Regions from separate parts of the Mus musculus genome. Here all the other regions are linked to region 2. Evidence: chromatin loops called from intact Hi-C (ENCODE). Cell type or tissue: heart. All regions are shown on one strand. Links, peaks and the distances in the headings refer to the core of each region. The heading gives the core; the rest is flanking DNA.

What was found. Hi-C counts contacts between places; a loop is a spot of excess contacts. Peaks named below come from ENCODE experiments on the same cell type or tissue, not always from the same donor. Only the 100,000 strongest peaks of a DNase experiment are listed, where the experiment ranks them.
Region 1: it touches region 2 in a loop (2.5-fold over the local background); 2 of 42 quality-filtered maps call a loop at or near these places.
Region 3: it touches region 2 in a loop (2.1-fold over the local background); 2 of 42 quality-filtered maps call a loop at or near these places.
Region 4: it touches region 2 in a loop (6-fold over the local background); 27 of 42 quality-filtered maps call a loop at or near these places.

The regions. Positions count from the first base shown.
Region 1 is chr11:116,991,985-116,997,952 of GRCm38, forward strand. No RefSeq gene overlaps it. Among named protein-coding and RNA genes, the nearest start is that of Gm11728, 46 kb to the right of the region's middle. In heart, for the core only: a CTCF peak has its summit at 2,531; no DNase peak of the experiment used is centred there; H3K4me3 peaks cover 590 bases; H3K27me3 peaks cover 5,000 bases.
Region 2 is chr11:116,882,363-116,888,330 of GRCm38, forward strand. No RefSeq gene overlaps it. Among named protein-coding and RNA genes, the nearest start is that of Mfsd11, 31 kb to the left of the region's middle. In heart, for the core only: a CTCF peak has its summit at 3,039 (motif pointing right); a DNase peak (open chromatin) is centred at 3,059; H3K4me3 peaks cover 908 bases; H3K27ac peaks cover 581 bases; H3K27me3 peaks cover 2,387 bases.
Region 3 is chr11:117,356,910-117,362,736 of GRCm38, forward strand. Septin9 (septin 9) reads left to right here. Exons shown (of 11, transcript NM_001113487.1): 10 at 2,510-2,561; 11 at 3,514-5,416. The coding sequence ends at 3,646. Among named protein-coding and RNA genes, the nearest start is that of Gm51932, 24 kb to the left of the region's middle. In heart, for the core only: CTCF peaks have their summits at 3,165 (motif pointing left) and 5,604 (motif pointing left); DNase peaks (open chromatin) are centred at 1,512, 2,476, 3,264 and 4,038.
Region 4 is chr11:117,054,046-117,060,013 of GRCm38, forward strand. No RefSeq gene overlaps it. Among named protein-coding and RNA genes, the nearest start is that of Gm11728, 17 kb to the left of the region's middle. In heart, for the core only: CTCF peaks have their summits at 3,032 (motif pointing left) and 3,659 (motif pointing left); a DNase peak (open chromatin) is centred at 3,029; H3K27ac peaks cover 620 bases.

The sequences.
Region 1 (5,968 bases), core at 538-5,537, 110 kb after region 2:
CGGTATGTTGACCTTGCCCTGCTGCTGTGAAGATGTGTGACCTCTGACATCTCCCCTTAGCCGGGCTCAGGCCTACACTGTAAATTAGGCACATTAAGTACGGGTGAGAAAAAAAAGGGCAGGACAGAGCTGGTATGATGTCACTCTTCCGAAGGAGCGCTGTTAGGACAGAGTCACATGACCTCAGACAGACAGTTGAGGTCGGGCCAAGAGGTAGGAGGAAGTAAAAATGGCTGCCATCTATTATGGACATCCTGAAGGGAGAGGCAGACTTTTTAGTTCCAGAAAGTAAAGAGAGTTTTGACTTTTTTTTTCAGGAAGATGGGCAAACTTCATAGTATTGTCAACTTGATGGGGGACAGAGCCATCTGAGAAAAGAACCTTAATTGAGAAAATGTCTTCATAAGTTTGGCCCGTGGGCAAGTCTATAGAACATTTTCTTGGATGATTGAACTGTTATGGGGGCCCAGCCCACAGTGGGCAGTGTCACCTCTAGGCACATAGTCCCGTATTAGAAAACAAACTGAGCCAGCCATGGGGGAGCAAGTCAGTAAGCAGCAGTCCTCCATGGCCTCTGCATCAGCTCCTGCCTCCAGCTTCCTGCCTTGAGTTCTAACCCTGACTTACCTCAGTAAAGGACAGTGGCCTGTAAACAAGAATAAACCGGATTCTCCCCAAGTTGCTTTGGTCACTGGCGTTTATTACAGCAACAGGGAGTGACCTAGCTTGGCCCAGCCTACAGAGGCAGACGCTAGAGGGGACCGTAAGTTTATCCTGTGGCTGCTAAGGGTTGGGGCTGCAGAGCCATAGTGCGACTTCATCTCTCCTCTGTGGGGAGTTGGAAGCGGCCTGGTCTGATATCTGGGAGAGAGAAGCGCTGACCTTAACAAGAGACCCCATAAGTTCAAGGAGCTGTTGCAAGCTCACACTTAATTAGCGGCTGTTTGGGCAACAGGATGGCTGTGTAGGGAGGTAGTGGCCGGGTGGGCATCAAAGCTAGAGGGAAGTGCTAAAAGAAACCTGACTTGTGGTGTGCACATAGAAGTCAAAAGGCAACTTTTCAGAGTCAGTTCTCTCCTACCACTGGGGTCCTGGGATGGAAGCTAAGCTGTCTTATCTGGCTTTGTTCTCTCTTCCCTCCTGTCTTTCCCTCCCTTCCTCTCTTCCCTTCTTTCTTCCCCTCCTTTCCTCCCTCCTCCCCTTTCTCCTTCCCTCCCCTCCCTCCTCCTCTTCCTCCCTCTCTCCTCCCCTCCCTCCTTCCCTCCATCTCTCCCTCCCGCCCTTCCATTTTTCATTTTCTTTCATTTACTAGGTGTTAGGGTTTAACTGCAGAAGGAATACCTTGGCAGATTGAGGCCAAAGAACATGACAAAGTCACGCCATGCAAGAGACCTCACGTGAGAGGTTTTTTTTTGGGGGGTGGGGGTGGGTAATACAGAGGCTGCATCTGAGCAAGAGTGGAGAGAAAAAGAGAGACAGAGAAAATGAGAGGCAGATAAGGGGGGGGGGGGCGCATTTAGTGGTGGCGGCTGCTGTGGCCATTGGTGCTGGGTCACTGAAGGTACGCTGCATGGTCCTTGGTTTACCAACAGAGTCCTATATATCCGATCTGGTCTTGAACTCACTCTGTAGCTAAAGAAGACCTTGAACTCCTGATTCTCCTGGCTTCTTCTCCCAAGTGTTGAGATTACAGGCGGGTGCTCTCAGGCCAGGGGTATTCAGCGCGACGGATGGACCAGCAACATCCACAGGCCACACTGAGTACTAGGTGTGGAACAGGGAGGCACCAGCCCTATAAGGGCGATGCTTCTACTATTCCCTACCACACAGGGGAGACTGAGATATCCTGAGGCTTCCCGAGAACCTCTTCCTCTTGCTTATTTGGATCTAGTTCTACAGGCCCATGCGCCTTTACCAGGCCCAGCTAGCTGGGTGCTTCCTTAAATCCAGAGGTGGGTATGGCCCTGGGTGGCGGCGTCGCTCCCGCTGCCTCCACCCTCCCTTGACTTATGAAGGAAATGGTGATGGGCACAGATGGGCTTGCAAGCCCGATGGGGCACTGGAGTGGAAATCAGCTCAGAACCGGTAGGAACCGAATGCCAACTCTCCAGGCTTTCAGCAGGGTTCTGTGTGGGGTGGGGGAACCAGGGCTGAGGTGCCCACCCGGCCTCATCTGCTTCCCCGGTACCCGTTAGGCTAATTGAAATGTGCGGAGTGGCTTCCGGGGCTGAGAGCCGACCGACCGACCGCGGTGTCGATGAGGTGTTAGCCTGAGCTGCGGAGCAGCCGCCTCATTTGCAAGGGAAATGATTTGAAGGCTTCATTTGCAATCTCTGGGCCGGAGGTTTTGATTAGCTTTGGAGGAAAAGGTCTCTCTGTTTTATGCATGAGGCTTGGAGCCTGGGGACCCCCTTCCAAACACACCCAACCCTTGCCAGCTCCTTCTCTCAGGTGCGATGGTGGAGAGGGTTCTAGGTGAGGGTCCCCCGAGGGCGGGATTGATCACAAAGCTCAAGATCACCCCTTGTGGTGAGAATGGGAAATGCTTTCTTGTAGTGGAGGGGATGGAACCCAGGGTCTCAAGCCCGCTGGGCAAGCATTCTTCCACTGAGCTACCCGACCCGAGAACACTAATTTTTGCAAGGCTTCCCCGCCCCGCTCCCAGCCATACAGTGGTACCCCAAAACCCCTTCTGTAGATGGGGAGAAACGGAATAAGCTCATTAGCTAGACATCGCTAGCAGGGACCTTTTCTGGCTCCAGCCCCGGCCCAGGGTTCCGAGACCCCCTCCGTGCACACCCTGCATAGCACCTTCCCCATGGGCACTCTGACCCAAGCACTCAGGCTCCCCTTCCTCAGCGCAGACGTCAACCTGAAGGGAAACCCGGAGTTAAATGCCTCTGTGATGTCTATCTCTCTGCCTCCATTTTGGTGACAATCCCCCTTACAAACCAGACAGCACATCCTACCCCTCCTAACCTGGACTCCGGGAAGTTTGTTTCCATCGTCCCTCAAGCAGCATTTCCCAGGCAGCCAGTTCTGGGAGTGTGTCTGAGGCTGTGTGATTAACTCCCGCACCAAGCCCTCCTCCCTACTTCGAGCCCCTGTTGGAGGCCTGGATCCAGGCTGAGCCCCATCGGCTGGGCCCTTCAGAAGCCCTGGGACCAGGCTCAGGCCACAGCCAGCTTTGTGGCCGCTTTTCCCAGACTGTGGAAAAGGAGCAGTAACCAGGGTTCAACCATCCCCCCCATTCCCCCCCCCCCCCCCCCAGTTCCCGAGAGCCACCTGAAACAGTGGCCTTGGTAATACTGAGGCAGGAGGACTCTTGAGGTCAGAAATCAGGCCTCTGGGTTTTCCTCTAGTGGCACCGGGGCTGTGGTGTTGGTGGGAGCCCTGCCTGGAGCTGCTCAAGGAACATCTGCCACAAAAAGCTTTCAGACCTGAGGTTATAATCTAGCTCTGCCACTTGGCAGCTGGACAGTCTCAGGAAAGTCTCTCCAGCTCTGAGACTCAGAACAGAGGAAAGAATGCCTTCGGGAGTGGGGTGGCGGCGGCTGTGGCTCTTGTCCATGGCTTTAGTGATGCTCCCGTGCATAGTCACATCACTGGATACTTGGCTCAAGTGAGGGAATAGGATGGCTCTGCTATAGGTTTGGGCACCCAGAGAGGCCCCATCCATAAAGGTCCTCATGTGGCTTCCGTAGCTGGAGACAGAGCTCAGTTGGTGCACCCTCACCATAGCACGGTTCAATCCCCAGGACTGCAAGGAGGATGGGTGACTATGGACAGCTCAATTGGTAAAGCACTTGCCTGGCAACGGTAAGAACCCAGGGTTTGATCTCCTGAATCCATATTTTTAAAAAAAACACAACAAACAAACAAATAAAACTTTTTTCAGGACTGGGCAGGAGACAGGCAGATGCTTGGCTTGCTGGCTTGTCAGTTTAGCCTGATCCACAAGTCCCAGGCCAATGAGAGATCTTATCTTAAAGAAGGTGAATGGCTCCTGTGGATAACACCTGAGGTTGTCCTCTGGCGGAAAAAACACATGCGTGAGATCTCCACCTCTACCACGCACTCTCAGGAACTGGGCCCATACACACACAGTTCCCTAGTCACCCCTCAGGGAAGCCTGGAGTCTCCTGGAGGAAACCCGAGGGCCTGCAGGGACAACTTCAGCTGCCTGATACAGACTTCGGTGACATCTGAGAGCCTTGGCAATGGTGGCTCTGGAGGCCACAAGACACTGCTGAGTGGTCTGCATCTGGATTTCATGTCACCTAAAAAGGACTTAGAAACTGCCTGTTTTTGACTAGCTATGTGTCTTGGAGCAAGTTTCTTGATGTAAAATGGGTGTAAGAACACTGAGAAGCAAATGAAATCACACAAACGGCAGGCAGATCCTATCTTGGTATAAGCATCAAAAAATGCCCAGTCATGTCTGTGTCATGAAAGCCTCCGACAGAGCCTGCCGAGTTCACTTTATTCTTGGGATGACCCTTCCTTCGGAGGTCTATGCATATGGAGGCTGCTGGAGAGTTGGCTCAGTGGTTACAAGCACTGGATGCTATTGTAGAGGACCCAGGCTCAGTTCCTAGCGCCTACAAAAAGGCTCACAACCACCTGTGACTCCAGCGCCAGAGGGCCCAGAAGCCACTTCTGTCCTCTGTGGGCACCACAGTCACATACATACATTCAGGCAATGTTACACACAATTTTTGTTTTGGTTTGGTTTTTTGATGCAGGGTTGCTCTCAGAAGTTGATGCAACTTGAAATAAAGGGTTTCATGAGTTAGAGTTAAACGAGGCTCCAAAGGACACAAACAAGATCCGGCACCAGCGGGAACTGACAGAGATAGAGGCTGAGGCGGAGAGGGGTGGAGGGGAAGACAAGGGAGGTGAACTCTCAGGATTCCCCCTGTGAAGCCAATAGCTTTCAGCTCAAATTGAAAAAGGAAGAATACAGGGCATTATCTAGAATCTCCAGATAACCACTAGATAGACAAAAATCAGAAGTGGTTGAAAGGGAATCCCTCCAGGGGTGCAGGGGGGGTAAGTCAGGAGATGTGAGATGCGATGCGGTGGCTCTTCTCTAAGTGCTCCCTACAGAGTTATCTCTGCCAAGGCAGAGATGCAAAGCAAATGAGTGAAGACAAACACTGGTCATGGATCCTGCCACCCTCTGGCTGCCTCCTCAAAGGACCCCTGCTGTGGTAATGGCTGCACTTAAGCCTGCTTTTAAGGAAGGGAAAAGCAAGCTGCCCTTGGCCGAGTCAGCTGTCCTGGCCTGCAGTGTGAAGAGCTCTTGGGAAGGGAGAAGGAACCTTGCAGAACTTATAATCTTCTTCCTCTTCTTCCTCTTCCTCTCCTCCTCCTCTTCTTCAATTGGGGCTGGAAAGACAGCAGAGCACCTAAGAGTGCATACTGCTCTTTCAGAGGACCAGACTACAGTTCCTGTCACCCACCCTTGGCAGCTCACAGCTGCCAGCTCCAGGACATCCATGCCCTCTTCTCACACACACACACACACACACACACACACACACAAACACACTAAATGAAAACAATTATTATTTTCAATGGTCCTAAGGATAGAACCCAGACCTGTACACATGCTCGATGTGATGGTTAATTCTGAGTGTCAACTTGACTGGATCTAGAGCCAACCAAGAGGCAAGCCTCTGGACGCCCCTGTGAGGGGTTCTCTTGGTTAGGTCATTTGATGATCCACCCTAACTATGGACAGCACTTTCTAAAGAGGAAATACATATATGCACTTGTATATATGTATATACATTTTTTTAATCTCAAAAATAAAAATCAGATCTAAATGGGACTCACACACCACAGTTAGCATATTTTAAGTCTGTCTGTATGGGGTGGTGGTGCTTGTGGTATGTGTTCTTGTTAGTGTGGGTATGTTCACACATGTGTGCAGGTGCCTCAGTTTTGGAGTCCAGAGACCGAA
Region 2 (5,968 bases), core at 594-5,593:
GAAGCATTTTCACTGACACCCACAGTCGTGTCTCACTAAGTAAACACAGGCCTGGGGCATTTACTAATCAGTCAGGTTGACAAATTAACTGTCAAACTTGGGGTGTCGGGAGACGTTCACAGGGTCTCTGTTCACATTATGGAGATCCATACTGTGCGTGCACACTGTCAGCACTGGGCCTGCTCTTGTGCAGTGTTGGTACTAGGTCTGTACCAGGCTCCGTGTGCACTTGAGCGGGTGTGTGCAGGCTTAAGAGCGTGCTTGTGGGTGGAGTTTGTTTGAGGTCATTTAGCCGGAAGGACATCCTTTGGCTCTGGCTAACCTTCTACTTAGTGGGCATTTGGCTCATTCCATTATCTTGTAAGATTAAGTGTTTTGTGTTTGTGGGCAGTTTAGTTTCTTTCATTAGTGAATTGATTGGCTAATTGTTCTTGTTTTGTCTTTTCTAAGTGTGTGTGTGTGTGTGTGTGTGTGCTCGCGCGTGCGCGCATGACAGAGAGAGAGAGAGCACACATGTGTACCAGTGTGTTTGTGTGTGTAGAGGTCAAAGGTTAATCCTGGGTGTCATATAAATGTCATCCACCTTGTTTTTAATAACCCCCTTTTCTGTCTCCGGACCACATTTTTTGGATACATTCACATACATACAAATGGATACATACAAATAAAACATTTATTTAATGTATTATTTATTTTGAAAAAAAAAACTTGGGCTGGTGAGATGGCTCAGTGGGTAAGAGCACCCGACTGCTCTCCCGAAGGTCAGGAGTTCAAATCCCAGCAACCACATGGTGGCTCACAACCATCTGTAACAAGATCTGATGCCCTCTTCTGGAGTGTCTGAAGACAGCTACAGTGTACTTACATATAATAAATAAATAAATCTTAAAAAAAAAAAAAAAGAAAAAAAAACTTTTTGAAATTCGATTTATTTGTTTGTGTTTTTTAAGACAGGCCTTCTCTCTGTAGCCTTGGCTGACTGGAACTCACTCTGTAGACCAGGCTGACCTTAAACTTACAGAGATCCTACCTGCCTCTGCCTCCCAAGTGCTGGGATTAAAGGTGTGCAGCGCCACCACCTAGGTTGAAATTTTATTTTTATTAAATACATTTAGTTTATGTGTATGAGTCTGTAGGTACACCAAGTGTGCTCACTGTCCGTATAGATCAGAAGAGGGCATTGGATCCCCTGGAATTGGAGTTAGAGATAGCTGTGAGCCACCATGCGGGTGCTGGGAACTGAACCCCAGGCCCTCTGCAAGCAACAAGTAATCTTATCTGCTGAGCCATCGCTCCCGCCCTCTCTGTTTCTTTCTTTCTTTCTTTCTTTCTTTCTTTCTTTCTTTCTTTCTTTCTTTCTTTCTTTCTTTCTTTCTTTCTTTTAAATAGGGTCTTACTTTGTGCCTCTATCTAGCCTGAAACTTGCTCTGTAGACCAAGCTGGCCTTGAACGCCCCTGTGTGCTTAAAGGTATACACCACCACATTTGTTTATTTTGTTTTTGAGACAGGGTCTCAGGTAACCCAGGCTGGCCTTGAATTCTTTTTTTTTTTTTTAAGATTTATTTATTTATTATATGTAAGTACACTGTAGCTGTCTTCAGACACACCAGAAGAGGGCATCAGATCTCATTACGGATGGTTGTGAGCCACCATGTGGTTGCTGGGATTTGAACTTGTGACCTTCAGAAGAGCAGTCGGTGCTCTTAACCCCTGAGCCATCTCTCCAGCCCCTGGCCTTGAATTCTTTTTGTACTCTTGGAGGACACTGAGCTTCCGATCCTCCTGCCTCTACCTCCCAAGCGCTGAAACTCTAGGCTTGTTCCTCTATGCCTGCTTTTGCACAGTGCTGGGGATAAACCCAACTGCCTACACAGCCCCAGCCCAGCCCCAGCCCAGTGCCTCCCCACCACCACCACATCCCGCCCCAGGCTTAGCCCTCCTAGTATCTTTATGAAAGGGAGAAAGTGGGTCAGAATCAGAGAAAAATTGACATCAGTTGCAAAGATCAGAGAGGGGTAGAAAAGACAAAGCCGCGCCTGAGGAATGAAGGAGGGAAACTTCTGGCTTTGAAGATGAACGAATAAATGCAGGAAGCCTCTAGAAGTCAAGAAAGCAGAGCCTCTCGATCCTCTGGATAGCACAGCCATCTCTCCGGCAACATGTATTTTATTTAATGAGTGATCTGTCTTTATATATACCAGAAAAAGCAATCAGATCCCATTATAGATGTGAGCCACGATGCAGTTGCAGGGAATTGAACTCAGGACCTCTGGAAGAGCAGTCAAGTGCTCTTAACTGCTGAGCCATCTCTCCAGCCCATATTTAGATTTGTTCATTTTTATTTCATGTGTGCTTTGTTTCTGTGCACCACATGCATACCTGGTGCCTGTAGAGAACAGAAGAGCTCATCAAATACCGCAGAACGATCCCAGACGATTCCGAGTGACCGTGTGGTGTTGGGGCTCAAACCCTGGTTCTCTGGAAGAGCAGTCCTCTCATCTGCTGAGCCATCTCTCCAGCCCATAAACAAAAACGTAAAAGAAAGAAAAGACCTGTTCCGGTCAGACCAGAATTATGATGGCTAGGATGCCCCGTCTTGTATCTTGAAATGCAGTGGACATGCCTGCTCTATAAGGTCTCCATACACTTTAAGACCCTTTTTTTTTCTTCTGCAAGTCGATGGGTCTAGATACCCAAGATAGTCTCGAACCTGGGCTGTAGAGTGCTTGCCTAGTATGCTCAGACCCCCGGTTTCCATTCCCCAGTGCTATTAAAACAAAAACAAAAAACAAAAAATTGGGCTTTGTGGCACATGATTGTAGTCCTGCACTCAGGAGTCAGAGGCAGGACGATCAGGAGTCGAAGGTCAGCCTTGGCTATGTTTTTGAGGCCAGCCTGGGCTATAGACTCCAAATCAAATCAAATTTATTCCAGATGATTCGGGGGAAAGACTCAGCCACAGCTGTCCAGCTCTTGAATCCTCTCATAGAGTGCAGAAATCAGTTCTTGGTACGGAGGCTGGGTGCATATCCTACGATGCCCAGCAGAGGGCAACCGACTCTTGCGATCTGTTTTTACAGCTTTGGATCTAGGCCGAGACTGAACTCGTGATCTGGGATGCAAGAGGTGTGGAGCCGGCATAGTAAATAGCTCGGTTTAAGGGACGTCTCTGCTGTGTTTCAGTCTCCCACGCTTAGGTCTCCGAGGTGTCACTGTCCTATGTGTTCTGTTGTCCCGACGTGAATCTCTAAGTTTATAGGTAGACTTTCCGAAAGAAGAGCCAGTGAAATGGTTCAGCGGAGACTGTCCTGACACCTTCCCTTTGTGTGTGTGTGTTGTGAGGAAGGGCAGGGGGTGCGGGGCAGGGCGCGGGGGTGCTGGGGGATCCCTGGCATCCTCTGGCTCTGCGCAGACCCAGTTGAAAAGAAACTTAGGTTCCTTCACCCTGAACTCCCTCTGCGTGTACAGGGATCCTACTGCTCTCCGCCTCTCCGGGGGTGGGGGTTGGGGGGACGGAGGGGGCGAGGTGAGGAGGGAGGGAAGGGGAGGGGAGGGAGGTGACTGATCCTCTGAAAGGGAATCCGGAAGCCCTTGGCTGGCTTCAGCAGGTTGCTAAGGAACAGGAGGCCTCAGGGGTGCTCTGCAGGTGAGTTGGATCCCTTGCCAGCTGTCTGCTTCGCAGTTTCTGTTCCCCCTTGAGCACCGGGGTGGGGGTGGGGGGAAAAGGGGGGTGCAGCTGGTTACCCAGATCTACCACCTACTTCTGTAACAAACTCAGCACCTGTCTCAGGCTGACAAGGGCCCAGATGGGACAATGGGTTTACTGCAGCTCCGGTCTTCCCAAGTCTAAGGGTTTTTTTTCTCATGAGTGGCTGTCTCTCCCATCTCTGTGTGGGCTGGGCTTTAGTTTTATGTAGGTAGTGGTTAAACCAGGGCCTTATGCATGCTAAACAAACACTCTGTCGCTAAGCCACACCCACAGTCTAAAGGCAGGTGGATGTTGTTGTTGTTGTTTTTGGGCATGTTGGCACACAACTTCACTTCCAGTACTTGGGAGATAGGATGACAGATCTGTGAGTTCAAGGTTGGCCTGGTCTGCATAGCCAATGTTAAGCCATCCAGGAATGCATAGTGAGACCCTTCCTCAAAACAGAAGTTATTCTTTGAGAGTTTCATTGGTGTGTATAGTGTTATTTTGGTCACCCTCTCATCTGTCTCCCACTCCCTGAACCACATCTTCCAAAGAAAAATCCCCTTGGCTTCGTGGGGGGGGGGGGAGGGGAGGGGAGAGGGAGGCAGAGAGAAAGAGAGAGACAGAGACAGAGAGACAGAGAGACACTCAGGAGCCAGGGTTTCAGCCCTCGTCCAGAAGCAAAGTAGACACTCGCTCAGAACTGCAAACACAATGATACTCTCCTTGTCACTGTGGTTGAAATGGGGACAGATAAACTCTGGTTCAAGTTACCACCTGTCGCTCCTCAGGTGTCATTGTGGATGAGAGTTCTTAACTGTCACTTTCATCAAGCTAGAACCTGGGAGAAATGGCTGGGTGACCGAGTCCTTGTGTCCCACACTGCAGGGAGCTCAGACCACCACGGGGCACCAAAGAGATGGGCACAGAGGAAACTGTGCCCAGTGAGTGGACACTGAGAGGGTCCCATTGCCCAGTGCCCACCCAGTTGGAAGTACTGTCTATTCTGGGCCCCAGGAGAGTAATGGGGAGAGCTAGGGTCAAGGCAGGAACAGTGGGAGGGGAGGGGGTGTCATCTGGTCCAAACCTCTGCATCTGCACGCCCCCTGCCCCTCATCCCCCATCCTTAGATCTGCAGAGTCCAACCAAAGAACAGGATGGAGTTTTCTGGTTCATCTCCTGCTTCTGCAGGTGCAAGCTCTTGCTGGGGATATAGATGGAGCTCTGAGGTGGGGAAAGAGGGTGGGGCCTTGCTTCTCTGAGGTGTGGGCCTCGGTGTCAGAATGAGGCAAAAGGGGGAGGGAGGAGGGCTTAGGAGGCTCATTCAGGGCCTTCCTGGGATGGGTGCATTTCTGGTTTCATGACCTCAATTCCCCCTCCCCCCAGTGACATCCAGGGTAAAGAAAAGCGACTTTACATACAAGGGGCGATACGTGGAGGTTCAGGCTTCTCTGAGGGGATGCAGGACTGCTGCCAAGGCCAGGTCCGAACCTCTGTGTTGTTCATACTGCTTGGATCTAGTGGATTCTTACTGTTCATTGGCATCAGTTTTATAGATGTGAAGAAAATACTCAGTTTTCAAGATTTGAACTGCAAGTGTCACAGCGACACTCAACTCACCCTTTTCTCATTCTCACCTGACTCAGCCTCTCCTCCTCCTGCCTCCACAGGATTTTCCGTCCCCTCCGCAGGCTCCCTGTACCCTGAGCGGTCAGTACACGTGGGCCTGCCTCACAGTCCTGGGTTCACCAGCCTCTGGCTTGGCACAGCTTCAAGGTCTTCTGCATGTGTGCCTCTCGCTGCAGGATGAGCCAGAGACCCCTCTCCTGCCATTTGTCATCAGCCATGGGTGGAAGAGTCAGGCAGGCTTGGTCAGACTTTTTGTTTGATTGTTTGTTTTTCTGAGACAGGGTTTCTCTGTGTACCTTGGCTGTCCTGGAACTCACTCTGTAGACCAGGCTGACCTCGAACTCAGAAATTCTCCTGCCTCTGCCTCCCAAGTGCAGGGATTAAAGGTGTGTGCCACCACGCCCAACGTGGTCAGACTTTTATGTGTGCAAAATAACCTTTCTGCAAATGACATCTCATCACAGGTTCTGCAATGTGAGCATGGGTTTTTTATGGGAGGGGTTTCTTATTGATATAGTACAGGGGAAAGCAGGTATGTACTGGGGTGCAGCTTGAGTTTCTTAGCTGTATCCACTTCTGGGCCCCTTTGTACTGTGTGTGTGTGTGTGTGTGTGTGTGTGTGTGTCTGTGTCTGTGTGTCTGTTTAT
Region 3 (5,827 bases), core at 828-5,827, 470 kb after region 2:
TGGGGTCCAGCACCCCAGGTGGGATGGGTCCAGGGATTTTCTTGGCTCTTCTCTCTACTCTTCCACCCTCTTTGGAACGGAGGATGGGGAAGGGCAGAGCTGCCTGGAAGATGAAAACCCACTTTGTTCCTTGTGACCAGTGTGGTCAAAAGGCCCCACAGAGAAGCAGAGAGTTGAGGCTTTGATTTGGGGGAAATCCCAGTTCTCTAGGGCCCCAGTCTTGCACCCTTCATAGGTGCAGGCTAGACCTCTGTCCTAAGGTCTAGGCAAAACAGGATGGAGCCCAGGATGACCTGGTACTCAAGTCCTCCTGCTTGGCCTCCGGAGCACTGGGATCATAGGTGCCACACCCCAGCTGCTGGAACTCTCCGAGGAGCAGTTTACTCTAAGGCTCTGGTCTGGTTGGTGCTTCCTGGCTCTGGGCATAGAGGCCTCCAGCCAGGACCACCCTCCCCATAGTGGATTACCATTTAACCCTTTCAGTTCCCCAGGTCCCTCCCGCTCATCCTTGTCCAGTGCCAACTCAACCTTCCTTTAACACAGTTCCTCATGCTGTGGTGACCTCCAACCATAAAATTATTCTCGTTGCTACTTCATAACTGTAAGTTTGCAACTGTTACAAATCGTGAACATCTGACACTAGCAGGATGCCTGGGGTTGTAAGTTTGCAACTGTTACAAATCGTAAACATCTGACACGCAGGATGCTTGGGGTTGTGACCCGTAGGTGGAGAACCACTGAGTCACTGGGCTAGTAACCATTGGTCAGGTGCTTGCCTTGAATTAAATGAGTTCCACACTCTGCCCCCCAGAAACCAGGTTTGCTGTTTCTGTGCTGTTTCTGCGGGATCTATGATCTTAGTCTTTGAGATGTGGAGCCAGGAGGGTCAGGGACTCCTTCATTTTCACCCACCCTACAGTGAGCTCGGAGCCAGCCTGGGCTCCCGGAGACACTGTCTAAGAAGAAAGAGCAAGGGAGGGAAAGCAGAGTAAGAAAACAGAATGAATGGACAGCCAGGGCTCCATACTGGGAGGTGGTCTGGCATGCCACGTGAAGCCTTGCACTGGAGACCCTGGAGTTGGAATTGTTGCCTGGTCTTTCTGAGGTGACCGCTGAAGAGGGCCTGTCTTCCAGCCCCTCCCTTCCCCTACTGTGCCCTCCTGTGGGTCTGCCAGGTGGGGTGTCCTGGGGACAGTCTCTGGGTGGTTTTGGTGCCCGTGGCCTCCTGTAGCACTCCCCTCAATGTCAGGTGTTGACCCCAGAAGTGACTCTAGGGGCCTCTCTGAAGCTGTTCTCTCAATAGCTTGTCCTCAGCTTGGTTCCCCTCAGTCGTTCCTTCCCATCTTTGATGTCTTCCTCATCCTCTAAATCCTCTCCAGGAATATGCAAGGCAAGGTTTGGAGGAGTAAAGTTTGGGGTAAAAGCCCTGGGACTCTAGGAGAGGCATTGGATACTAACGTGTCTCTTCTGGCCCCTGATGGCCAACTTGGGTACTGCATGCACTCAATGAGAACTCATTTAGCCAGGTTAGATTACTGTTCCCAGCTAAGGATCCAGGCAGCCTCTGGGTACGCCCCCTGGTGGTCGTTCCCACATCCAGCATCCTTGTAAAGTGAACCTGGTGCAAGTTCCTATCAGGGACCCTGTGAGTTCATAACTTACTAAGTCCCATCCAATGGGGCCTACTCCTAATCCTTGGTACGCACCATCTGAAGTGTCTGTTCCATCCTTGGAAGGTGGCCAGAGTACTACCTGGAGGATGGAAAGCTACTTGGTTCCTCAAAAGCGTCACAAAGTCAGAATACATCCTTGGCTCATTTGGTCTTTTGTGCCCTTAAGGTCCAAGCCATGCTGATCTCCCGTTTAAATTTCTCTTACATTTATTTATTAACTTATTTACTTTATTGGAGGGAGAGGGCACGCACATGCCAAAACACGGATGTAGTAGTAAGACGACAGCTTGCAAGAGTTGGCTCTCACCTTCTACTGTGTGGTTCTGGGAATCAAACTGCAGTCATTGGGTTTGGCGGCAAATGCCCTTATCTACTGAGTCATTTGCTCATTTTATTGAGAAACTGGGTCAGAGAAGCCAACAGAACTCACCCCAGTCCAGAACACAAGGAATGAGGGGTTTATTTGGGCTCACGGTTCCAGGGTGCAGTCCATCATGCTGGGGTGTCATGGCGGCACGACAATAGACTGTTGATCGCTGTGTATCCGCAGTCAGGAAGCAGATAAATAAATGCTGGAATTCAGTTCACTTTCTTTTTTATTCAACTGGGAAAACTCGGCCCACAGGATAGTGCTGCCCACATTCCCTGTGGGTCTTCCCTCAGCTGAGCCTCTCATAGACACACTAGAGGCGAGTCTCCCTGTTGACTCCGAAACCATCGAGTGGCTGTCAATCATCCTGCCCAGTGGGCGGGGCTTTCTGGAAGCTGTTGGCTTTCCCGGGGAGGAGAGGAGGGGCTTCCTCCCCACTGATCATCTCTCCTTCTCTTTTCCTTAGTTGAGAATACCACTCACTGTGAATTTGCTTACCTGCGGGATCTCCTTATCAGGTGAGTCAGCTCTGAAGGCCCCTTGGGAGGACCGGCTCTGGGGGTTGGTGGTGGTAGATGGGCGGGAAAGGCCCCACCCTGGCCGCCTGATGTCAGCCCTGTTCTCGGGAACTGAGCTGAAAACAAGCTAACAGAAACCTGGGAATGGATGAAGAAATGAGGATTCTTTCTAACCTTTCGAAGTCACCAGGATGAGAGGGGCTCCATCCGGTCCCCAGTGGGCTAAACATGCTAGATTCAGCTATGGCTACTGTCCACACAGCACAGCCTGGACTATATGTCCCAAACAAAACTAACAAACTAAAAGAAAAAATTCATTTGTGTGATTAATATACATTAGTAGAAAAAGTCCTGCCAGGCAGGACTGTCTGAGGGCCTGGGGTGGGGATTCCAGGAATAAAGCCTTCCGGGCTCCTCACCTTTCCCACTCCCCTTCCCAAAGTAAAGAGGAGGGGAGGTCTGCAGTGTGGGCCATAGATAGAAGTTGCCTGGCAGGCTTTAAGGCTCTGGCTCCCACCTGCAAAAAGAAACTTTGTTTAAAAAGTCAGTTTAGGAATGTCAGGGTAGGCAGCGCTGGGGACTGTGGTCATCTGCTGCCTCCTGCTGGCCACAGCATGAATTTCTGTCTTGGAGCACGAATACCCAAGTCCTGCTCACTGGTGAAGAAGGCCTTGAGACCTTCCACAGCTTTGTGTTTTTAGTGCCCAGTTCTCCATCCTTGTGCAGGCCCCTGACTAGCCAATGTGAACACAGAGACGGGGGTACGGGTTAGAATGTGAGGCCACAGAAGGTCTAAAGTTACCAGAGAGCGAGTGAACGCCACCTGGTTTTGCTGGGTATGCACAGAGAGCCTGCAGGATGGCTCTAAGAGCCAGGAGGGGCAGGCGGTTGTCATCCCAGGCAGGCTAAGTGGTCACCCCCTCCCCCCCAATGCTGGCCATGTTCCCTGCAGGACGCACATGCAAAACATCAAAGACATCACCAGCAACATCCACTTCGAAGCCTACCGAGTGAAACGCCTCAACGAGGGCAACAGCGCCATGGCCAACGGGATCGAGAAGGAGCCGGAAGCCCAGGAGATGTAGATGCGTCCCGCCCCTGGACCCCACCCCCAGATCTTTTCATCATCCCTGGCCCACCCACCTACCCTGTCTTATTTTATATAATTATCTCCTTGTCACCTGCCTCCATCCATCTCTTCCCACACTTTGCCAGGTAACAAGAGAGGGTTTACCTCCCAAGTGTGCTCTTATTGGCTGCAGCAGCAGGGTGGGCGGGGCTAAGCCTGGGCTTGCCTCTGTGCTCTATTTCCACCCGGGCTCAGCCCCTGAGGGGTTAGAAGAGCTATGTGTCCGTCCCCCGCTCTGAGTTCTAAGCTGAAGCCTGTGGGGGCCAAGTCCTAGGGGGTGCAGAGGAGCCCGTTAGACCACAAGACCCCATGGCCGCAGCCTCAAGCAGGTTAGAGACTGCCCCAAAGGAGGATGGAGCTGGCCGGGTATTCCTGAAACCTCACCTGCCCCTCCGGGGGCGTTTCTTACAGCGCCCTCAGCTGCCTGCCCCTCAAGGGAACTAGAGGCGTCACAGCCAAAGTTGCCAATCACTTAGACAAAGTGACAACCGTGCCCCTCGAGCTTGTCCCAGAGCAGAAAGTGCCTTGATCTACAAGAGCCAGTCACCTCTTCCCAGATGTCCCTTTGGGTGAAAAGCAGGGACGTGCTGGAGAGAGGGAGGTATCTTTTCTCCCTCGCCCTTGGGTTCTCTCTCCCCTGTGCTGTAGATATCGCTACTACACTGGGCTTTAATTATAAAAGACGAAGCGTGAAAGATGCTCCCCGATGTTAGGAAGCCCCGCCCCCAATGTAAGGAAGGTCAAAGCAAGAAGATGAGTCGAAGCCATGAGGGAGGAAGCCGTGGAAGGGAGGCATAAGAGTGTGTGGGAGCTCTCCTGCCCAGGTGCCGCGGAAGGCATATCCGCGTGGTCCTCAGTTTGGGCCAAGATATTCTGGTTACATTGATGCTCCGCTGCCTCACCCTGTCCCACCCCACACACCCCAGGCTCAAGCCTTGATGATTCAGTGACTGTACTGGGTGGGAGCCAGAAACCTGACCATTTTGTTGTCTACATGAGCCTAGACTAGCCCTGTGCCCCAGAACCCATCAAAAATACCCCTAAAGAGGGAAAGATGAGGGGGTCAGAGATGGATAGCCAGGCTCACTCATCTTCTCTCAGAGGGAACATTAGGGACCATCCATGCACAGCTGACCAAAGCCGTGTCCTTCCTGCCTGCCTCCCATTCTCATTTGCCCCTGAGGAGAAAGTTTGGTGAGGTGCGTTAGGTTGGACCCGCTTGGGGAAGGTGCCTCTACAGACCCAGGGCTAGCTTTCTGCAGCCCAGAAGTGCAGTGGGAGGGGTGGGGTGCAGACAGATGGAGACGAACATTGTTTCCTGCTTTGGGCGTCTACTCCCTCATCCAAGCATGGAAGGGCCCCTCGTCATGCCCTGTGGCCGAACAGTTCGCTTGCCAGCTTGCCAAGTTCTTTTGCCAAAATCAGGACTTTGAAGGAAATCTCCAGCACGCTGGACCCAGGGCACTCCGGCCTTCACCAGCCCAAGTGACCCTGGGGATTTAGCAGCAACCCGGTCATCAGGATGACTTTGTGCCTCTGTAACCAGGTATTGAAACTGTTCGTCTCACCAGGCCGGTCCACGTGGCCCTCTGCTGGGGGCTTCCTGGTGGGGGGGCAGAAAAGTCTCTCTCTCTCTCTCTCTCTCTTTTTTTTTTTTTGTATAAATAACAAAGTGTTGAAATGTATTTCCTGAAATAAATGTTTCAAATACAAACTTTTTTTCTGGAGTTCTCTTTGGCAAGACCTGTCTGGTCCATTAAAGGTGGTGAGGGGAGCACGGGAGTAGAGGCTCCCAGTGGAAGGAAGCTATAGGACTGTGTGAGATCCAGAATTAGGAATCAGCAGCCCAGTGGTGAAAAGTTAGCCACACCCACTGCCTGTAATCCAGCTTGTGGGACATCTGACGCCCTCTTCTGGCCTCTGGTGGTACCTGCACACATGTGGCAGACACATATACACATAAATACAAATCTAAATTTTATTATGTGAGACCCTGGTAACTGGCCATTTATAATAATGTTATTCCAAGAGAACTAAACCATGTGTGGTCCCAGGAGGCTGGCTGAGCCAACCAGTTTTGTGTACAGGAATCAGGAAAGGGGAGGGTCCCTCTCTGTGTGCTTTAATGTCCCCAAGC
Region 4 (5,968 bases), core at 537-5,536, 170 kb after region 2:
ACTGACCTAAAAGGCCTCCTACATAAAGGTCTCCAATCTTTTTCTTTAAAGATTTATTTATTTATTATATGTAAGTACACTATAGCTGTCCTCAGATACTCCAGAAGAGGGCATCAGATTTCGTTAGGGATGGTTGTGAGCCACCATGTGGTTGCTGGGATTTGAACTCGGGACCTTCTATAGAGCAGTTGGCGCCCTTAACCACTGAGCCATCTTGCCAGCCCAAAGGTCTCCAATCTTTATAACACCCTACACTCCCTTTGCCATAAGCAACATTCAAGAGTCCCCCAAAGCCCCTAAGCTTGTTTTCCTTTGGTTTGAGATAGTATCTCATGGGTCCCCTGAGTCTACTCTGAGCTTAGGAGCCCTCTGCTTTGGCCTCACAAGTGCTAGGGTGATAGGTGTCCCTGTACCTAGCTGCCACCCTCGCTCAGGTTTGTTTGTTTGTTTATGTATATGATGCTTGCCTGCACATGTGTGTGTGCATTGCATGCCTGACAACCTCAGAGCCAGATGTTTCTGTTGGATCAACAGTCAAAGGAAGAAACCCTGGGGCTGTCTCCAGATGGCAGTCAAGGCATCGCCACTGTCCCCTCTGACAGGAGTATGACCCAGTGCCCATCACATATTTGTTGACACACACACAAGGAAGACAGCAGGGAGCTCATCCAACATGTGCTATTCAGAGCGTAGCCCACCACCACTTCCAGACCTCTGGAGGTCAAGCCAGCTCCGTGTGACCCAAGGCCCTCGCCACAGGAGAGGAGCTACCCAGGGTGACCCAAGGCTCTGAATAAGCAAAGTACTTCCAGCAGACAAGCAATCCAAGAGCCACACAGAAGGAATCAGCTCTCTGAGTCCCAGACTGCAGACCCTGTAGCTAACTTAATGCAAGTCCCCAGATTGGGGTAGGGACATCTGTAGGAGGAGGTATGCTGTCAGTCACAGTGACAACTCGTCTTCTGGGAGTTTATAGAGCAGTCACCATTGTTGGTCTGGTGGGAACTTAGAGCACGGCGCCTTCCAAAGTTACAGGCTGCTGTGAGCTGCTGGGTGCTGGAATTGAACTCCAGTCCTCTGCAAGAGCAGCATACTGTCCCCCTGCAGGGCCACCTCTCCAGACCCTCATGTCACCATCTCTTGTTGTCACACTGAGATTCTGGACATTTTCTGAGCATCTTTCTAATCCTCAGTGGCCTCAGGACCTGCTCTGAGCCCTGACCCCGGGCCTAACTTATAATACTCCCATACTCCATTTTAGTTTCTGAATCTCAGTTTCTCTTCCTTTTGCTTCCTGTCTCAGGGGTTGCCGTGAGACCGGAACTGCACACAGGTGCATGAGAGTGTCTGCCCCTCACACGCACTTGATAGCTCTGCCATATTGCTCAGTTAAGGATTTGTCGTCAAAGGCTTCTCTAACCATCCCCTTCGGCTTTGTCTCATTGTCGGCTCCCAAAGCCCCCAAAGTGTCTCACTTTTTTTTGTTGTTGTTGTTTTTTTTTTTGTTTTGTTTTGTTTTTTTCGAGACAGGGTTTCTCTGTATAGCTCTGGCTATCCTGGAACTCACTTTGTAGACCAGGCTGGCCTCGAACTCAGAAATCCGCCTGCCTCTGCCTCCCGAGTGCTGGGATTAAAGGCGTGCACCACCACACCCGGCGAGTCTCACTTTTTTAAAAAAAGATTTATTTATTATTTATTCTATACATAAGTACACTGTAGCTGTCTTCAGAAACACCAGAAGAGGGTGTCAGATCTCATTATGGGTGATTGTGAGCCACCATGTGGTTGCTGGGATTTGAACTCAGGACCTTCGGAAAAGCAGTCAGTTCTCTTACCCCCTGAGCCATCTCCCCAGCGATGGAGTTGATCTTGTCTCAAGGAAGGCTTGTGAGTCTATAGTAATTGAGGATTCTCCCAATGTAACAAAATCTAGGTTAACAAGTCTGGAGGGTTCCTGAGTAAAGGATACTGTATCGGAGACCAGGCAGACTGACTTACTGCACCCCCATCCAGCCACACCACACTCCTGCAACTCTCCCGTCCCCACCCCTCACACACACACAGAAGAGACATAAACAAGAAAAAGGGAGAAAGCAAGAAAGGACTCACCGACTTCCACCCTATGGAACAAGCACACCTCCCAGAGCCCCAGAGGTCCCATGGTGACCTGCTGCTGTCATCCCTCCTCCTGCCACCCCTCCCCCCTCCCCCACCCTGACTCAATGTCCAGTGCCCCTAGCTAGGTAACCACTCCCCACCTCCCTCTCTTGTAAAATGCTTGGGGCTCTGGAAAGCTGCCTTATCAAAATGGTGAGTTGTAATAGTGAGCTTTAACTGTCAGCTTGACACCAGGCTGCCTGTGAGCATGCAGGGGTGTGTGTGTCTTAATTAAGTTAACAGATGTAGGAGACCCAGCCCACTGTGAGCAGCATCATTCCCTAGGCAAGGGTCCCAAACTGTATAAAAGTGGAGAAATCAGGCTGAGCACAAGCAAGCAAGTGTGCAGATGTGTGTTTGTTTCTCTCTGCTCTTATCTGAGGATATGCTGTGACCAACTGAAGCTCCTGCCTCCTTGACTTCCATTGAAGGGTACACTGTAACCTGGAATCACAAGCTAATACAGCCCCCTTTCTCTCCTAAATTTTAGCCCAGCAACAGAAATGAAATTTGAATGTAGATGAACCCTTGTCCCTTCAAGAAACTCTCTTCCCCTTTTTTGTGCACCGGGACTTGAACTTGGAGGGTTTCATACTCTGAGCTGTCCTCTCTCTATCGGCCAGAGCCGGTTACGATACACTAAGATTTCCTATCTCCAGTCAAGCTCCCAGCCATCCTGACTGCATAGACTCTGTGGTCCCTCTGTCTAGGTCCCTGAGAGCGTACTAACCTTAGCATCCTAGTCTTCCTCCCCCAAAGATGACACCACCATCACCCCTGGGGTTTTCTGGGTCTTCCTCCAACCATAATGGTACTCACTGCCCTTTCAAAACTAGGACCGCTTTAACTTCGGTCTTTACTGCCATCTAGTGGCTGTAAGGTTCCCTGCAGGGAGGAGGATTTAGAACAGAGGTTCCTGGGACAAAGCCGCCTCTACTAGGATTCAAGGCACAGAAATCAGTGTGCAAGCCTAACAGTGCAACTGGCTCGGCCTTCACAGCCCAGGCCCTCTGGGCAGGGCGCCGGGGGCTCTGTCTCCTCGCTGAGCCCGCTTTAACCCACTCCGCACTCATGCCCACAGTGCCAAGTCTAGAGTGGCTTTAGTATTGAACACACCCCAGGAAAGGACATAACCTCTCTGTTCCCAGTGTGTTGGGGGGGGGGGTGAATTTGGGAGGCAGGGAGCTAATCAGACAGTTCATGCAGCCGTTCAGTCAGAAATATTAATCAAAAACCCGGGGAAATGGCTTAGTCCATAAAATACTCGCTACCCAAACTTGGCGACCTGAGTTTGATTCCAGCACCCCTGCACAAAGCCAGACCTGCCTGGTCTCCATGAATGCAAAGGCCTGGCTTGTGTGAGTTTGTCTCCTGGTGCTCGCTGTCTTACCAGAAGGTAGTAACAGAACAGCTTAGAGCAGCAGAATGTATTGTCTCATCGTTCTGGGGACCAGAAGTCCAAATTCCAAGTGCCAGCAGGGTGGCGCCATCTGGAGGCTGTGATGGGCGTTCTGAGCTTCCAGTGCAGGTTGTCTCCTTGTAGAAGCGTTAGTCCCATCTGTTACCTCTTGTACATCCCCAAGTGTCTGCTTCTTCTCTAAGGATACTGTGACATCTGATTGGGCCCCACCCACTCCAACATGACCTCCTGTCCTGGCTAGTTTTATGTCAGCTTGACACAAGCTAGAGTCATCTGAGAGGAGGGGACCTTAATTGAGAAAATGCCCCCATAAGATCCAGCTGTAAGGCATTTTATTAATTAGTGATTGATGGGGGAAGTTCCAGCCCAGTGTGGGTGTTGCCATCCCTGAGCTGGTGGCCCTGGGTTCTATAAGAAAGCAAGCTGAGAAAGCCACCATGAACAAGCCAGTAAGCAGCTCCCTCCATGGCCTCTGCATCAGCTCCTGCCTCCAGGTTCCTGCCCTCTCTGAGTTCCTGTCCTGGCTTCCTTCAGTGATGAATAATAATGTGGATGTATAAGCCAACATAACCCCTTCTTCCCCAAGTTGCTTTGATCATGGTGTTTTATCACAGCAGTAGAAACCCTGAGACCCTCCCCTTAGCTTGACTCCACCTGCAAATGACTCCATCTTCTCCAAATAAGGTCCCACTCTCAGGAATCAGGGGTTAGAACCGGACATATCTTGTTTATGTTTTTTTTAACACTTATTTAGTGGGATGTGTGCATGCGTGTGTGTGTCTGTGTGTGTGTGTGTGTGTGTAGGATACCTTGCAGGAGTTGGTTCTCTCCGTCCACTGATGTACCTATGATGTAGAACCGCCTCATCTACACCAGCGATGCACCTTTTGAGAAAGTGGTTCCCCCGGCACCAGCCCTCAAAGTGAAAGCTCTCATCTCCTGCAGTGTTCTCCAGCCCTGACCTGTGCCCCACGTGGGTTTCCTCAGCCTTAGTCACAGCCAAGCATATCTGCTTTGGGACTTCCACATAAGGTTGGTCTGCTCCTACCTTTGAAGGATGTGTGCCTTTAATCACCACACGGAGCTCCTTAATTACCCACCCCAGAAAGACAGTGACGTCCCTGATACATGCAGGACACATCCCAGGGCCAGTCCCCAGACACCTGACATCTCTGCTGGACTCATGGCTCCCCCATGGGGATCTCTGGTGGACTCATGCTTCAGTTTGTTGTGGGGACCTTAGAAGAGGGGTAGACATTGTTTACAGTTCCCCAAGGAAAGAATTCTCACAGGAGAGCTGAGGGCTCCGTAGAGGATTGTAACTATCTCTACCACCTCATCCTTGCTGAGCTAAGCAGGGGAAACTGAGGCAGCCTCCTCCTCCCTCCAGCCCACCAGCTCTTTAGTGGCTGTTTCAGTGTCCTATGGCTATCATAGCTAAGTCTCACAATTGAGATTAAACAATGGATACTGATTTTTCTCAGGATTCTGGAGGCCAGAAGTCCAAAGCTGGGGTCTGGGCAGGGCCTAGTTCTTTTTGAGTCCACTTTCCTTGGCTTGCAGGTAGCTGTCTTCTCCTTGTGTCTCTTCAGATCGTTTTCCCTGTGTGCCTGCGTCTGCACTTCCTCTCTTTCGTGCGCATGTGTAGTCATCTGTGTGCCTCTCTCACTAGTCTGGACTCTCCAAGTTGGGCTAGGCTGCCTGGCAGCAAGCCTGGAGGTCCACGTCCCCCTCCCGTCAGGATTAGAAGTGTGCAGGGCCGCTATCTTTTTTACACAGCTGCCATCTTTTTTACACAGGTTCTGGGGACTGAACTCAGGCCAGCATTTTCCTGACTGAGCCACCCTCCCCAGACCTACGGCCTTCCTGCTAAGAACACCAGTCATGGGATGAGACCCTAAGACATCTTCAGTTGATCACCTCTGTAGAGACTCCGCCCCCAGGGCTGAAGAGGTGATTAAGAGCATGCAGGAGATCTGAGGTCAGTTCCAGCTCATGAGCCCTATACTACAGCTCTAGGGATACCCAGTCCACACACCCACGACGAGTACACACATAATAAAAAAATAAAATAAATCTTATTTTATGCCGGGCGTGGTGGTGCACGCCTTTAATCCCAGCACTCGGGAGGCAGAGGCAGCCGGATTCCTGAGTTCGAGGCCAGCCTGGTCTACAAAGTGAATTCCAGGACAGCCATGGCTACACAGAGAAACCCTGCTTCGAAACCAAAAAAAAAAAAAAAAAAAAAAAATTATTTTATAGCCCCTGTTTCTAAATGAGGTCACACACAGTTCAGGGTCCTAGCAGTCAGGACTCCAACCTATGCATGTTGAGTAGGAGCGGACACATTAGCTTATACCGTTAGTGACATCTTTTCCCTAAAGCCAGAAG